Regions from separate parts of the Homo sapiens genome. Here regions 2 and 3 are each linked to region 1. The links are chromatin contacts, found by Hi-C or POLR2A ChIA-PET in ENCODE. All regions are on one chromosome and are shown on one strand. Each heading gives the region's core, a stretch centred on a gene start or an enhancer-like site at or near the end of the contact. The rest is flanking DNA. Distances are from core to core; before and after follow the strand shown.

Region 1 (2,700 bases), core at 16-2,515:
CTAGAAAGCTCCCTGCGCTCTCGGCGTGGCTAGGGGAAATGACTTGCAAAGCAGAAGCGGCGGCGACTTGGACGGCCGCGGGGGTGGGACACGCTCCCAGAGCCAGCTCGGGCCCCTCTCCTGGCTGGGCTGTAGGCTCACACCTTACGCTTTGCGGAGACGCTGCCCCCAATCCCCACCCGCTTCGCTTTTCTTGTCCAGTCTTTCTGGGCTCTAAGATTGAGGCTGTGATAGACCTTGTGTTTCAAACGAAGATCGATTTATTCCCTTAAAACTCGTGGAAGGGGTACGAGTTGGTGGGCACAGAGGAGTATCGAAAGTATTAGAGTTTGCAGAAGGTGGGAATCAGAGTACCTTTCTGCAGAAGGCGCACCTGTTGCCTGCTGCTCGGCTGCATTGTCTGCGAAAGGAAAAGGGGCGACGCTTCACTCTGACTTTTGGGGTTTCTAAAGAGCTGGGTCACGGTCACTGTCTACCCTCTCCCCTTCCTCTCCCCCCCCCCCGCAAGCACCACGTCCTCCATCGAACGTGGGCACTGCATGGAAATAAGGAAACATAGAAAAATAAGCCCTACCCCCACTCCCATTCCCTTTCAGATGGGAGTGTGGGGGGTGGGGGTGGGGTAGAGAGAGTGAGAGAGAGAGATAATTAGAATGAATATATGCCAGAAGAGGAGGAGGCCTGGGACAGGAAAAGGGAGTAAAAGGGGATGAACCGGGTAGGGAAATCCCACCCGAACTGCGTGAGCCCTCTGAGCGTCTCGTGTCATGGGACATCTGTACGCTCTTCCGCTAAGGGGGTGACGAAGGTGGGTGGGAGAGGTTAGGGCGCTGCAAGGCACATCCCATTCCGTGCGGCTCCAGGTGCGTACTACCTGGCCACGCCGGCCTTGCCTTCCGCCGGTGCTTTTGTTGCACCCTCCCCACATGTGAGCGGCCGAGCCGCTGCGCGGGCGCAGGGGCTTCGGGGAAAGTGAAGTGTCGCGACGCTGCGGGCTGCGCAGACCTGGGAGAGGTCACACCTCTTTCGGAAAAAAAAAAAGAAAAGAAAAAAAACACCAAAAACCACCCAAGCTGGCTACCAAGGTGAACGCAGAGCGGTTCCCACCTTAAAATCGGCCCTGCTCGTGACGTCAGGTCGGAAATATACCAAAGCGAGCGCGGGCCAGGAGTCCAGGGAGCGCGGCAGCGCGGCGATTGGGCGGCGGGCCGCTGACGCGCGCTGACGCGCGGAGACTTTAGGTGCATGTTGGCAGCGGCAGCGCAAGCCACATAAACAAAGGCACATTGGCGGCCAGGGCCAGTCCGCCCGGCGGCTCGCGCACGGCTCCGCGGTCCCTTTTGCCTGTCCAGCCGGCCGCCTGTCCCTGCTCCCTCCCTCCGTGAGGTGTCCGGGTTCCCTTCGCCCAGCTCTCCCACCCCTACCCGACCCCGGCGCCCGGGCTCCCAGAGGGAACTGCACTTCGGCAGAGTTGAATGAATGAAGACAGACGCGGAGAACTCCTAAGTGAGTAGATGCAGCCCATGCAGTTCGCCTTCTTTTATGCTTTTTCCTTCTTTTGCACGTCTCTTCTTTCCACTTGTGTGGGACAGGTTCTCTGGAAGTGGGAGCCAGAGGCTTCTAGTGAGAGTGGGACCGAAGGATGGGGAGTGCGTGCGCGCAGTTACCGGGGGGCATTTGTTCGAACTCCGGCTTTGGCACTAGTGGGGAGTTGGCTCTCGACAGAGGTTTCCAGGCTCCTCATTGGTGGACGTGGAAGGGAGACTCCACAGTTTGGGAGCTGAGGACTAGCCCGCGGAAATGTGCGCAAAGTTTGCTGTTAGTGAGGAATTGATTGTGGCCTGTGAACACGGAGACTCCAAGTCCTATGTATACGAGGGAAGCTGCCCACAAACTGACAGGGAGAGGAAGTTCTTCAGTTTATGCGTTGCTTGGGAACTGTGTCTCCGCGGCTGGCCAGCGCGCGATGTTTCCCGGGTATTGTTGAGTAAGGGTGGTGTTGGTAGCGTGTCCTGTTACTAAGTTGCCTGAAATTTCTGGTTTTGACATATGCTGTCCTTGGGTTTGCGAATGTATCAGAGCGAGAATATGAATATGTAAAGAGTACAGTTATGAAACTGTGGAGCTACCAGGGGGTTAATATCCAACACAGGAATATCTCTAAGGGCTGTGGGGTTCGAGTCTCCTTTCTGCTTTTTCTGGGTAATCTTCCCCCCACCCCCACCACCACTATGAAGCAAGATTGTGGGGGAGGGGAAAGAATAAAAAGAGAGGATACTGGCTTTCTTTTTTCATTAGTAATAAGATTGTCTGTGCTCTAGAATGTCTTCCAAGTGGGAACATCTGAAAATTGCTAGGACACAAGAATGCCTTGTTCCAGAAAGGCAGATTGTGGAAGGCATTATGGGGAAGGTGTTCATCTTGCTGTGCTGGGAAACACTTCTAATATTGGTGCCAATACCATATAAGCAGTATGTCCCCCCTCTGCAATTGACCTAAGAAGCTCCTGGAAAAGTAGATCCCCTCTTCCCACCTTGTGACCATTAAGCCTTGTGACCATTAAAGATGCTGAAAGACAAGTTTTCTGGAAAAGTGAACATCAATTTATCTGTAGCTCCAATCCCAGTGCTCTGTCAAAAGCACTTTAGAAGTGCGGATGCTTCCACTCAACTTGCCTTCTCAGTCAAGGCCTTTCTAACA
Region 2 (2,883 bases), core at 317-2,816, 2.8 Mb before region 1:
GCAACACCCCAGCACAGTGGCTGCTGCCTCCACACTGTGTCTGCAAACAGATACTCCAGGATCTCAAGTGTTTCATTTTTTTTTTTTAATCCAAAAACAACTTACCATCCAACCCATTTCAGATAAGTTGGGGAGCAGTGGCGATTCCAGCTTTAATGGTTGAGTTGAAAAGGGACACCTAAGCCGGGTGCGGTGGCTCACGCCTGTAATCCCAGCACTTTGGGAGGCCGAGGCGGGTGGATCATCTGAGGTCAGAAGTTTGAGAGCAGCCTGGCCAACATGGTGAAACCCCATCTCTATTAAAAATACAAAAATTAGCTGGGCGTAGTGGCAGATGCCTGTAATCCCAGCTACTCGGGAGGCTGAGGCAGGGGAATCACTTGAATCCGGGAGGCAGAGGTTGCAGTGAGCCGAGATTGTGCCACTGCACTCCAGCCTTGGCAACAGAGCAACATTCTGTCTCCAAAAAAAAAAAAAAAAAAAAAGGAAAAGGGACACCCAAATTCATGATCAACTGTTCTCTTAACTGCACAACCTGGACTTTGCTGCTACCCAAGTTCTAAACCCTTACCCGGGGTTGGGATGAATGGACAGACGTTATTTTATTTACTTCATGTTTATATCCATTAAGGCACTGCAACTGTATTCTTCCAAAGGCTTCCCACCTGTCTTTTCATATTATTCTGTCTTCTAAAATGTCATCCCAGTGATCATCCCCTTAAAAGGTCCCCTTCAGTCTGAATTCCTTAATCCAATGAAGCTGTCTGAATCTCTCCCTTCCCTAATGCACAGAGCCCTCTCTCACTGAACTTCTCACTCTGGCAGAAGGACCGCCTGGGAGAAGTGTCACTGAGCCATCTTGGGAGTGATGAGTTGCTTAGGAACTCACATGGACACGCTGTGAAATGGAAATACATGTCTACTTGCATAGCTGTTCACTAAATACTGAGATCTGAACAGCCAGATGGTTTTAGGCTAGTTACTACAAAAGCACCTCCAAGTCAAATTCAAACAGACCACTCTAAATAGCAAGTCTATTTTCATTCATGTAGTTAATATTAAATCGCTGATCAATAATGGGTGTACATTACCCAATACCAGTGGGATGAGGGCTGGAGAGAAGACTTCACTTTTCATTTCACAGATTTAAATATCTGACGGCTGTATGATGGCTTTATTTGGAGATGAGAGAATGCCCTGGGAATCCATTAGGCAAGTGGAGAACAATACTCCCCCCAGCAGCACATTCATGGAACCCTCAGTATTACATAGCGTGAAAGGCTGACTGCATGGAGAAAGGTAAAGGGAAGTTCTTGAATCACTTCTGACTGCCTCTATTCAGCTTCTCACCCCCTTGTGGACCACATATGGGGGCACAAATGCTAAGGAGCAGTCCACAAACTGACCAGCTCCCGACTGCCATCATAACTTTAAACCATCAGTGCCCTCTACAACCATCTTCTCATCTTCCGCCACTGTCTGGGAATCCAGGGTGTTCTCAGTGCTAACCACCATCCAGATCCTTTTGGGTACTGAACCTCTCTCAACTGCACTTTCTTAGTGAGGGAAGTGGCCATACCCACCTCCTACAGGTTGTGAGGCTCAAAACCAATGTGTGTGAGAAACAGCTTATAAACCACAAGATGCTATAGAATTGGTCATTCTCTCTACCAACTTTAACACCAAGAGCCCGCACTTCCTTGCGATTATTTTCTGGTTTCACAAGTTCATATCTATTTTCAAGTGTGCTTGTATGTCTTACATAACTTTCTGTTCATAATTTTTCTGCCTCAAATAGGTTTTTGTAAACTCACTATTCCATGACAACAAACCCCCTTCCTTTTTCTGCTTACCAAACCATCCCAATTTGGCCTGCACCTTACTGCTTTCATTTTCCATTCCAATCATTCTCTCTTGTTTAAAGCCAGGGGAGGAGCGCAGGTCCCTAGTGATCACCAAGTATTATCACTCCATAGAGAAGTCTTTCCTCCATTCTCGTCCTCCTCAGACTCTAAAGAACACTGAGTATTGCTGACGACATTCGTCAGTTCACTATCATGTGACCTATCACCATGTGACCTCGAAGTTGACTTAATACCAAGTGTCCAAGATAGCACTTGTGAATCTAGTCTGCTAAATGAGACAGGCCCTTGGTTTGACATTAATCCTCTGCCTCTATCTATCCATGACCTGCTTCTCACTTATCCTCTTGCCTTCCATGACTCCTACTTACAAGTATTTTCCCTGTTTCTGTCTGCTCCTTCTCAGCCATTACCATTCCCTCCCTCCTTAGAGTTCCAAAAACAGTATTTAAAAAGGAACATTGGCCGGATGCGGTGGCTTACACCTGTAATCCCAGCACTTTCGGAGGCCGAGGCAGATGGATCACCTGAGTGATCAGATGTTCGAGTGGATCAGGAGTTCGAGAGCAGCCTGGCCAACATGGTGAAACCCTGTCTCTACTAAAAATACAAAAAAACTAACTGGGCATGGTAGCACGTGCCTGTAATCCCAGCTACTCCAGAGGTTGAGGCAGGAGAATCACCTGAACCCAGGAGGCGGAGGTCACAGTGAGCCAAGATTGTGCCACTGTACTCCAGCCTGAGAGACAGAGCGAGACTCCGTCTCAGAAAAATAAAAATAAAAAGGAACATCCATCCATGGACCTGCTCTGTTTCTGTCAATAATTTGTTGTTTCTGGTCTGCAATACCAAAACATAGTTATCATGCAGGTTACCTTCAAAATTTTCATGTCATCCACCCCATATTGAAATTATCACCAAACTTACTATTTCTCCATTCAAAATGCCTCCTGAATTAGCCTTTTCTTCTTCAGTCATCCATCACTCAACTTAAAGTCTTCATCCTCTTAAGTCTAGAGGA
Region 3 (2,773 bases), core at 96-2,595, 3.0 Mb before region 1:
TGGTATGTTTATATGTAGACCATTATGTAGAAAAAAAAGCTAATGAAATTTTAGACATGGGAACAGCTCATGACACAAGTTTGTTTAAAAAGGCAGTTTCCAGGACTTTTTGTAAAATTAGTTTTTCTGAAAGACTGAGAGAAAATGTTATCTCTGAGTGGGTGATCTCTGAGGGGTGTAATTATTGACTATTTATTTTCCTGTTATATATTCTGTGTTTCCTACAGAGAGCTCTATTATTTATACAATCAAAAACTTGTTTTTAGAAAAATACTGTTTTGGCAATACTTTGGAATGGAATTTGGTGTTCAAAGTCTCAATCATGATGCACTCCGCTAATTTTAAAAAATTAACAAGAACTTCACAAAATCCTAATTTTTAATCTTCCCTTTCCCCTTAATCTTTTTCATTGCAAATAGTTTCCCACGGTCTCAATTTCATCTTTAAATGTGAGCATTTTAGGTCATTACTCTTCAAATGTAACTTCGGTCTCCACAGGCTGATATATTTTTAATGTTTCCTCATGGATTAAAAATAAAAGCTCTCTGTATCTTTGATTTTCATCTGAACATAGTCCCACACTATGTTGTGCATTTAGTTAACAAGTGGTAATTTGCTCAGGAACTTTTTTTTTTCTGGATAATTTTTATCTCAAAAAGCACTGGCAGGGCCACTTTGTAGTCAATGACACGTGGAAACCAGTCTACCGTGAGCCAGTGGGACGCACTGGGAAAGGCTGAAGAAAAGGCGCCCGGGGTTCCAGTGAGCTCAGGATACCCACCCAACGGCAGGGCTGGGGCCCGGGGCAGGCAGCCTGCCCGGGAGAGACCCCTAGGGGAACCCGAATGAGGAGGCGAGGGCAGAAGACGCCAAGTCACGGACCGCCCAGGGTGGCCGAAATAGAGAAGGCCAATCTGGGAGACCGGCCTCGGAGTACACAGTGCAGGGTGGAGAACTGGAGAAAGAGGTAAAAACTTTCAGCAGGGATGGCCGAACATTCCATGCAACGCCCCTTTAAAACGACGTTTCAGGCGATCACTAGGCCTTGCGACCGCAGCTTTAGCAAAAACAGAAAGATTTGCGACGGAAGTCCCTTTCCAAGCCTGAAATCGCCTTGACCCTAGGAGCCAGAAGCTGGGGAGGAACTCGCAGTCCGGGCGGAAGAGCGCGCATGCGCCGCCTCAGGGGCCGGTCCCGGGGGCGGGGCCTGTTCCCTCCGCCCTGGGTCTCCACAGGCTTTCGCGGGGCGGGGCCTACTCCCTCCGCTCTGGGTCACAGCGGGCGTTCGGGGGGCGGGGCCTGTTCCCTCCGCTCTGGGTCCCCGCGGGCGTTCGGGGGCGGGGCCTGTTCCCTCTGCTCTGGGTCTCCGCCGGCGCCCGCCCCGCCAGCCTCACCTGCGCGGCACGTGACCCGCACCGCCCGTGGGCACCTTGAAGGCGGATCCCGCGCGCCCCCGCTCCTGCAGGTGAGAGCGGCCGCGCCCACGGGCCGGCTCAGCGGCGGTGGCGGCAGGTGGGGAAGCGCGGCTGGGCCTGCTCGCGCGGGGCGTCTGAGCCCTCCATTTCCCGGTTCTAACCGCGCAGCAGGGCCCAACCGGGACCTTGAGTGCGGCGAGGCGTGGTTCGTGCACCCTTGGCCCGGGGCTAGGGCGGGCGTGTCGGCGTCGGGTGGAAGGAAGCCCCTTGCGGGTGAGCTCCCTGCCTCCCAGGCCTCCCTCTTGCCTGGGGTCGCTCAGTCCACAGAGGCCCGGCCGCTCATAGAGGGGGGCACATTCCTGGTCTTTCGTGCATGGGGGGTGTAAGTGGCGGACTTTATTTTGGGAGCGCTGGACACCTTTCGGGTTTGCTTTGAATGAGATGGGATTCATGTGTTTACGCTGGCCAACTGACCTGGTGTGCCCGGGAATTTACTGTTCGCGTGACAGCCGAGGCCCGAGGGAACGCCCACACCGCCCCCCCTACCCCAAGGCAGGTCCTGGGTAGGCCTGAGAGCTTTTTCAAAACAAACTGTTCAGCTGACGGTGGCCTCGGTACTTCCCACTGAATGCCCTGGAACTTGCAAAGGGAGCTGAGTGCGGCAGAGGGCTGGGAGCCGGAGTTTGTTTGGAAAATCACCTGTGCGCACTTGCACAGCTGGGATTTGCGAGCTCTCCAGAAAGCACCACCTGGTCTTGATTGTTTTCAAGACAGCAGTACAGGGATAGTCTACCAGAAATTTTCGTGTTTGGTTTTTAGGCTTTATTGGAGTTTATGTTCGAAGAAAAGAAGCTGAACTTATCCTAAAAGGATAAGATGAAGATAGGGAAAGGCATGCTCCTTATGCCTTAATATTTGTTTGATTGATTGATGGGGTCCTGCTCTGTTGCCCAGGCTAGAGTGCAGTGGTGCAATCACAGCTCACCGCCGGCGTCACCTCCGGGGCTCAAGTGATGCTCCCGCCTCAGCTTCTCGAGTAGCTGGGACTACAGGTGCTCGCCACCACACCCAGCTAATTATTTTTATTTTTAGAGAGATGGGGTCTTGCCTTGTTGCCCAGACTGGTCTTAAACTCTTGGGCTCAAGTGTTCCACCCATCTCGGCCTCCCAAAATGCTGGGACTACAGGTGTGCACCATCGCGCCCAGACTTTTTTTTTCTTTGGTAGAGGTGTTTCCGTAAATAAGACTAGGACAAAGGATTATCAATTTTACAAGTCAAGGTTATACCTGCCCCTTTCAGAGCTGATTCTGCCTCACTTGACACCAGTTTTCCACCGTCAGTTATGTTTCTGTGTGT

The links. Hi-C counts contacts between places; a loop is a spot of excess contacts on that map. ChIA-PET counts read pairs that join two places held with the same protein, here RNA polymerase II (POLR2A). Pooled maps may share reads with other maps.
Region 2: a loop to region 1 is called in a map of natural killer cell, with 25 times the contacts of the local background. The contact joins the enhancer-like site here to the promoter of NR4A2 in region 1. A Hi-C loop is called at or near these places in 1 of 168 maps with a recorded cell type or tissue (natural killer cell). POLR2A ChIA-PET finds 5 or more read pairs at or near these places in 2 of 52 experiments (activated CD4-positive, alpha-beta T cell and naive thymus-derived CD4-positive, alpha-beta T cell).
Region 3: a loop to region 1 is called in a pooled map, with 29 times the contacts of the local background. The contact joins the promoter of WDSUB1 here to the promoter of NR4A2 in region 1. A Hi-C loop is called at or near these places in 1 of 168 maps with a recorded cell type or tissue (naive thymus-derived CD4-positive, alpha-beta T cell), 1 of 37 single-sample maps with no recorded cell type and 13 of 50 pooled maps.

What each region holds. Positions count from the first base shown.
Region 1 is chr2:156,331,286-156,333,985 of GRCh38, reverse strand. NR4A2 (nuclear receptor subfamily 4 group A member 2) reads left to right here and starts at 1,265. Exons shown (of 8, transcript NM_006186.4): 1 at 1,265-1,506. RefSeq lists an enhancer at 1,004-1,083 and a silencer at 1,314-1,513.
Region 2 is chr2:159,144,139-159,147,021 of GRCh38, reverse strand. The region is part of intron 5 of TANC1 (tetratricopeptide repeat, ankyrin repeat and coiled-coil containing 1); the gene reads right to left. Among named protein-coding and RNA genes, the nearest start is that of MIR6888, 41 kb to the left of the region's middle. RefSeq lists an enhancer at 1-251. Within about 2 kb of position 1,566, at least 3 of the 41 ENCODE cell types and tissues checked have a DNase peak (open chromatin) inside an H3K27ac peak, as active enhancers do; they include natural killer cell, where a contact is called at or near this core.
Region 3 is chr2:159,285,275-159,288,047 of GRCh38, reverse strand. It overlaps WDSUB1 (WD repeat, sterile alpha motif and U-box domain containing 1), which reads left to right and starts at 1,345. Exons shown (of 11, transcript NM_001128212.3): 1 at 1,345-1,465. RefSeq lists silencers at 1,216-1,385, 1,072-1,511.